2 separate regions of the Homo sapiens genome follow, and region 2 is linked to region 1. The links are chromatin contacts, found by Hi-C or POLR2A ChIA-PET in ENCODE. All regions are on one chromosome and are shown on one strand. Each heading gives the region's core, a stretch centred on a gene start or an enhancer-like site at or near the end of the contact. The rest is flanking DNA. Distances are from core to core; before and after follow the strand shown. Region 1 holds the start of RAB11A (RAB11A, member RAS oncogene family). Region 2 overlaps MEGF11 (multiple EGF like domains 11).

Region 1 (3,677 bases), core at 670-3,169:
CGGAAATTGGCACTGTATTTGTTTTCTATTGCTTCTATAACAAATTACCACAAACTTGGTGACATAAAACAACACAAATTTATTGCTTAAAGTTCTGTAGGTCACAGGTCTGACAAGTGTCTCATTGGGCTAAAATCAAGTTGTCAGCAGGGCTGTGTTCCTTCTGGGGGCCTTATGGAAGAATCTGTTTCCATGCCTTTCCCAGCTTCTAGAAGCCTCCAGATTCCTAGGCTCCTGGGCCCTTTCCTCCATCTTCAAAGCCAGCAAGGGCAGATTGAGGTCTTTTCAAGTCACATCACTCTGACCTCTTCTGCCTCCATTTTCCACTTTTTTTTTTTTTTTTTTGAGAACGAGTCTCTCTCTGTTGCCCAGGCTGGAGTGCAGTGGCGTGGTATCAGCTCACTGCAACCTCCGCTTCCCGGGTTCCAGCAATTCTCATGCCTAAGCCTCCAGAGTAGCTGGGACTACAGGCACCCACCACCACGCCAGACTAATTTTTTGTATTTTAGTAGCGACAGGGTTTCACCTTGTTGGCCAGGCTGGTCTTGAACTCTTGACCTCAGGTGATCCACCCACCTTGGCCTCCCAAAGTGCTGGAATTAAGGCCTGAGCCACCGTGCCCAGCCCATTTTCTACTTTTAAGGACCTTATGACAACACTGGGCCCACCCAACTAATCCAGGATAATATCCCTAATTTAATGTCAGCTGATAAGCAACCTTAATTTCATCTGTAACCTCAATTCCCCTTTGCCATGTAACCTAACCTATTCAGTCTCCAGGAATTGGGAAGTGGACATCATTGGCAGGGGGCATTATTCTGCTTGTTATAGGCATACTTGCCCACAAGTCTAAATCGAGAGTTTGCATATAGGAGGTAGGAGGTGTGACAATAATTGGATAAAGGCTTTTCTGGAATGACAAAATTCTCTTCAAATACAGGGAGGCCCTGCGACATGATATCTGGCAAATCACTTGAGTCTTAGTATCCAAACTTCCGCTAAAATGGAAATTACCATCCTTTGCTTGGCATGTTAAATGAAATACTTATGTAAACGGACTTAGATTAGAGGCCTACAAATAGGACTCAAGTTCTTGATGAATCTTGATGAGGAGGGTGGGCGAAGTACTCTAAATGAAAATGAGATAGATTGCGAGATTTCCGGAGAGGAGTGAGTGACAAGCGCCTACCCGTGCATGAAGCTGGAGGTAGAAAATTCCAGCAAAAGGAATTTTCAAGTTTCACTGAAGCTTTTGAATCAAGGCTTGAAAGCCCAGGGTTAAAAAAAAGGCAGTGAAGAAGCTCATTAAGACAACCCCCCGCCAGGTAGCAGATAGCACCTGAAATGCAGTGGGAAATTTGTGAGGTCTTCATAGGCAAGGATTAAATTTTACATCTCCATCTTAAGATGTGTCATAGTTGTTCAATTACTTAGTGACCAAAAAAGTGAATTAAAGATGTTGTCAAGATTAAAAAAACAAAAACCAATGCAGGTTCCACCGAGATTTGAACTCGGATCGCTGGATTCAGAGTCCAGAGTGCTAACCATTACACCATGGAACCGCCACGCATGTGTAGCTGCCTTCGGCTGTCTAATCCTCAGAGAACCCCGCCCCCATCCACAAACCCACCACTCACAGGCGGTCCCGCCTGGTTCCAGCGAGCCGCTTCCGGCACGGTAGCTCGAGAAATGAGCAAGCGGCCACTAAGACTATGGTAGCTAGGAGTTCCAGGACTCAGTTTCCCCTTTGAGCCTCCTTTAGCGACTAAAGCTTGAAGCCCCACGCATCTCGACTCTCGCGCACACCGCCCTTGTTGGGCTCAGGGGCGGGGCGCCGCCCCCGGAAGTACTTCCCCTTAAAGGCTGGGGCCTGCCGGAAATGGCGCAGCGGCAGGGAGGGGCTCTTCACCCAGTCCGGCAGTTGAAGCTCGGCGCTCGGGTTACCCCTGCAGCGACGCCCCCTGGTCCCACAGATACCACTGCTGCTCCCGCCCTTTCGCTCCTCGGCCGCGCAATGGGCACCCGCGACGACGAGTACGACTACCTCTTTAAAGGTGAGGCCATGGGCTCTCGCACTCTACACAGTCCTCGTTCGGGGACCCGGGCCACTCCCGGTGGACCCTCGTGCCGGCCACCCCTGCACTGATATAGGCCTCCCTCAGCCCTTCCTTTTTGTGCGGTTCCGTCTCCTACCCAGCTCAGCCTCTTCTCCCCCGCTCAGACAGGGGTCCCCATCACATGCCGCTCTCTGAGCGACCTCTCCATAGGCCTTCGCTGGCCTCAGAGCCCCTCCCTGCGTGTCCTTCCCCTGGCGGACTGCCTTCTCCCACATCGTCGAATTCCTTTCCCCGGGTTCTACGGCCCCGCCGCTCCTCCCACCATCTCTCTTTTCGGGTGTAGCGCCCCCTCCCCCTCGGCGTACACCCTTCCCAGCTCGCGTCCTCTCCCGAAGCCCCTCTGACGGGTTCTTCGCTTCCCTCTTGGCCTTGCCTTCGGTGCAGACTCCCATTACAGGTCTTTTTCTTATCTGCCCTCTTTCCCCCCTCGAGCGAGCGTCTCTTCTGTATCTCCCCTCCACTTGGACGGCCGCCCCTCTAAGCTTCTCCCATCCCGGGTCCAGGACCCCGTAAAATCTGAGCGGGCCAAGGGCCTCCGCCCCCACCCTCCGCCCCGCGGTTCTCGCGGTCCTTAACCTTCTCTGACCGCTCCCTCTCCCACTCCCCATTTGGCAACTCTCTCTACCTTCCCTCCCCAAATCGTGTTTAGAGCTCCCTTGTCTCCGTTGCGACCTGGGTGGTGGGAGGGAGGGTAAGAGGGATCGCCCATCACCCACTCGCGCACTTGTCGCAGTGACCCGGCAGGCTGACATTACTTCCCACCTAGCCTTTTCTTTTCTTGCCCTCCCTACTCAGTGGCACCCAACCCGGGATAACTCTTTACTCGGTTCGCGAGATGAGGTTGCGGATGGGTGGTGGCTGTTATCCTTGCCAGACCTGAAGGCCTGGTTCCTGAGCAGGAAAGGTTGTGCGCTGCACAAATACTAGCTTGCTTTATCTCTATGAACTGGTTGCTTCCTGCTGCAACGCTGGGAGGATCCAACAGGAAGGGAAGAGCCCTAGTTAGCCACATACCTTTCCCAAAAGGTTGGGGGTGGGAGGAAGTTGTGTGCTCTTTTGGTTACATTAAATATTTATTATAAGATACGGAAACATGTAGTGCCCTTGGACAGAACATATTGGAGGGTCAGGGTTGGTTAGAAAGAATTGCTTATTGGTTGAGTCCGGAAGGAATCCGGTTTTTTTTTTTAATCAACGAAGATAAAGGGTACATTTTTCAATGAGAAGAGAGTACAGTAGATGCTTTTTTTGTTCAGTGAATGCACTCTCACTCTGATGCTCTTTCTCTGCTCCTGAATTGGGAAGGTAGCCATCAGTAGTGTGCCGAACAAAGATCATTACCACTGAGGAAGAAGCCATTGCTATTAAAGCTTTACTGTGGAGGGTGGAGTTTCAAGAGTGTTAAGCATGGTGACTGTTTCTGTCTTTGCCATTGGGTGCTAAGAATGATTGACTAAACCAAGCAGGAAAGATTTCTTTGCTTTCCCAATACTTTGCAAATCTTGTTATACTAACTAGTCTGCTGTTATACTCTTATCATCTCTTACTCCTCTGACTCAG
Region 2 (3,677 bases), core at 664-3,163, 71 kb after region 1:
GCATAACATGATGGCACAGGCCCAGACCCCGGTGGGTAATGAGTTGTATGTTCTATTAAATTTGTTTCAAATATTGTTTATTGAATTTTCTCCCCTGCAATATGCTGCTTTGTAGTTTGGCCCTGTTTGGGAAAATTAATCAACAGCTGAGCTTCTCATGTTGATCATCTGTTTTCCTTGCAATGGACAGGAGGTTAATGAGTATTTTTTGGACTAATTGGAGGAGGATGGAAAGTGGTTGACCCTCCCTCACACAAAAGAGGGAGGCAATTGTGTGAGTCTGTCTTCTAGTCCCCTTAAATATGCTCTGTGGGTAGGAGGCAGTGTAAATGGAGTGGAACTGAGTTCTCTAGATACAGGCCAAGGTGGCATGAGCCTGCCAGCCTGTGGGAGCTCAGCAGAGATCACTCTGGGACCAGCAACCAAGGAAGTTGGCCTGGCTCAGCTATCCTTTTGTTGGAGGAGTAGGTGGGGTAGGATGACTCAAGGCAAGAATGGGTTCTGGACCTGGGGACAGAGTACATAGGTTCAAGTGAGGCAAAAGCACTAGCCCAAGGTGACTTCCTCATTCATTCATTCAATCTGTGTTTCTTGAGCATCTATGACAAGCAAGGCACTGTGATAGGCCCTGGGTCTTGCTAACCATTACACTAGACTAGATGAGACCTAAGGTCCCTTTCAGCTCCCAACTTTTTTTTTTTTTTTTTTTGGAGACAGAGTCTCGCTCTGTCGCCCAGGCTGGAGTGCAATGTTGCAATCTCAGCTCACGGTAACCTCCACCTCCCGGGTTCAAGCGATTCTCCTGCCTCAGCCTCCTGAGTAGCTGGCATTACAGGCGCATGCCACCACACCTGGCTAATTTTTGTATTTTTAGTAGAGACGGGGTTTCACCATGTTAGTCAGGCTGGTCTCGAACTCTTGACCTCGTGATCCACCTGCCTCAGCCTCTCAAAGTGCTGGGATTACAGGCGTGAGCCACCGTGCCCAGCCCTCTTTAACTCTCCCCCAGCCCTCCCACTTCCAGGGCAAGTTTCCCTGTTACTGCTCCTTTGTGTCACTTACCACAGTTGTAATGAAATAATCATTTAAAAAATTCAGCTCTCATTTACTTGATTGCAAGTTCCATGAGGATAAGGATTGAGTCATTTGTGTTCAGTACACATGGGTTGAATTATTCAGACATTCAGGAAATGTTTCTTAAGTGCCAGTATGTGTCAGACACTGTGCGAGGTCAGGGGATACACAGGGAGTGGAATAGAGCTTGTCAGTAATGTCTAGTGGCTAGACGGGGTGGGGCATAAAATGAGGCTGTGGCATGAAAGGGGCACAGGCTAGTCCCTCCCTACTTCCATGGGTTCTGCAGGCGGCCTGTAGTGGCTCTGGTTGCTTCTGTTCATCACCCCAGCCATTCCTGGAGTTCCGGAGCTACTAATGGGGACTGCTTTTGGTGTCCAATGCCGCATCCATGCCAGCAGCACACAAGAGTTGCATGCTTTACTGTTTACAAAGCCCCTTGCCAAGCAAGTGCCTGCTCCTTGTCAAGCAGAATGCCAGCCCTGGGCTGCTGCACTCTCCTGCCCACCCTTGTCAGTCACACCCCACTCCCAACTCTAAGCGCTAGGACAGTGGGACTCCCAAGTGGGGAGCCTTATTTGTAATTTCCTAGGGAGAAAGAGTGACACGTGGCCCACAAGGCAAACAGAATAGCTTGTCCAAATGCCAGCCACAGCAGCCTCTCCAACGCAGAGCAAACCTCGCTGGACCTAATTGGTGCGTCACTGATAAAGCAGCAACTGACAGCAGGTGCATGTTGGGGAAAAGAAAGTCTGCATAAGGTATGAGGAACAGAGAGCCACAGGGATGAGAAAGAGAGAGACTTGGAGGCCACTTGTCATATCCATCCCTGACCCTGCCTTCCTATGCTGAGGGAGAAATGTCCACAGCCTGTGGGGCTGAGTCATTCTGTCTGGCTCCCATGCAGGTGGGAGGAGGAGAAAGGTTAGGACTGGAAGCCCCATGTAGTATTCACTCTCACTTATGTCTATCAAAAATGAATAGGCTGCCAGTGATCTGAGGTTACTCTGTGCAGTTGTGTAGGGTGTGCACTGCACAAATCTAGAGGTTTTATTCAAATGACAGTCATTATAGATTTGTGTATATATTACATCAGTTTTCTGGCAGATGTCAGTAGAATGTCTTGAGAAAGGGGTAACTTATTCTAATTTGCACAAATATGTGATATGGCTCTGACATCTCAAGGGGCCTCTTTGGAGGAGCACAGACACCTTCCAACAGTTCCCAAACAGACACCAAAACATTTCAGAGAGATCTGGCTGGGTGCAGTGACTCATGCCTGTAATCCCAGCACTTTGGGAGGCTGAGGCAGGTGAACTGCTTGAGGTCAGGAGTTTGAGACCAGACTGGCTAACGTGGTGAAAACCTGTTTCTACTAAAAATACAAAAATTAGTTGGGCGTCGTGGCAGGCATCTGTAATCCCAGCTACTTGGGAGGCTGAGGCACAAGAATAGCCTAAACTTGGGAGGCTGAGGCACGAGAACAGCTTAAACCCGGGAGGCGGAGATTGCAGTGAACCAAAATTGCTCCACTGCACTCCAGCTTGGGTGACAAAGTGAGACTCCATCTCAAAAAAAAAAAATTCAGACCCAAGAGGCGGTCCATGTGGCCAAGAAAAGGTGTTTTAGATCAAGTTGAGGCCGTGCCACTTACTGGCTGAGTCATCCAGGGTGCTCCTAGGGACTCAGTTGCAGTTCTTGTGGAGCAGTTTCTTTTCTCCTCTGTATTGATGCTCTTGTGCTACCTGTAGCCCCTTCTCCTTTTCTAACCATTCTCTTTCCTGAGATTCTGTACCGAGTTTAGAGAAGGCATTACTGGCTAATATGGACTTATTGAGCAAACTCATGAGAGGTATTTGTACTTTACTAGGAGACCCAAAATCTAAAATCTCTGGAGATGTTTGCACAGTATATGCATGATGGCCAGCCCCAGGAGGGAGTGGGGAGCAGGACCCTGGTCCTAACCAATGACCACACCCCTTCACCCCTCCAGACAGGGCTGGCCCTGTGGCTTAGGGCAGACCCACACATCCCTAGTGCTGATGACAGGAGAAAGGAAACTCCATATTTTTCACGCCCCTGCCCCTTGGTGACAGGCTTGTGCCAGGCACTTTTTTTTTCCCTCTTATCTCCTTTTGTTCTATAACAGCCCTGCAGGGAGAGAATTCCCTTCCTAGAGAGAGAACTATCCTAGAGAGGGTTTGCAAACCAAGGCCGGAGAGGTCGATTTGCCCCAGGTCACAGCATGGGAAAGGGAAGGGGCAACTGATTCCAAAGCCCAAGTTCTCTCCCCTAGACCAGGCTGCCTTGACTGCACACAGGTTGGAAATGATGGGGACTCAAATGTCCTGAGCCCATGCAACGTGCCAGGCTTGCTACCAGGTGCCTGTGATGTGTAATTTCATAATCTCCTGTCCTACCCATTTGTTGTTAAATATGTGTTGACAATGAAGGCAGAAATGGCTTATGGGGGCTTATGGAGGGAACTCTTAGGGGGCATTTGTATCTTATGTTGTTAGGAAGCTCCTGAAGTACAAAAGGTTTCAAGACTTTAGGGTATAAAGCTAAGATGGCGGAATAACAGGCAGTGGGAGTGAGTTAGT

What was found. Hi-C counts contacts between places; a loop is a spot of excess contacts on that map. ChIA-PET counts read pairs that join two places held with the same protein, here RNA polymerase II (POLR2A). Pooled maps may share reads with other maps.
Region 2: a map of naive thymus-derived CD4-positive, alpha-beta T cell shows a loop between it and region 1 (6-fold over the local background). The contact joins the enhancer-like site here to the promoter of RAB11A in region 1. A Hi-C loop is called at or near these places in 1 of 168 maps with a recorded cell type or tissue (naive thymus-derived CD4-positive, alpha-beta T cell) and 3 of 50 pooled maps. POLR2A ChIA-PET finds 5 or more read pairs at or near these places in 7 of 52 experiments (A549, AG04450, CD4-positive, alpha-beta T cell and 4 more).

What each region holds. Positions count from the first base shown.
Region 1 is chr15:65,867,572-65,871,248 of GRCh38, forward strand. RAB11A (RAB11A, member RAS oncogene family) reads left to right here and starts at 1,920. Exons shown (of 5, transcript NM_004663.5): 1 at 1,920-2,054. The coding sequence starts at 2,015. It overlaps TRQ-CTG1-4 (tRNA-Gln (anticodon CTG) 1-4), which reads right to left and starts at 1,562; the gene lies at 1,491-1,562. RefSeq lists an enhancer at 1,734-1,793.
Region 2 is chr15:65,938,803-65,942,479 of GRCh38, forward strand. All of the region lies in intron 10 of MEGF11 (multiple EGF like domains 11), which reads right to left. Among named protein-coding and RNA genes, the nearest start is that of RAB11A, 71 kb to the left of the region's middle. Within about 2 kb of position 1,914, at least 4 of the 41 ENCODE cell types and tissues checked have a DNase peak (open chromatin) inside an H3K27ac peak, as active enhancers do.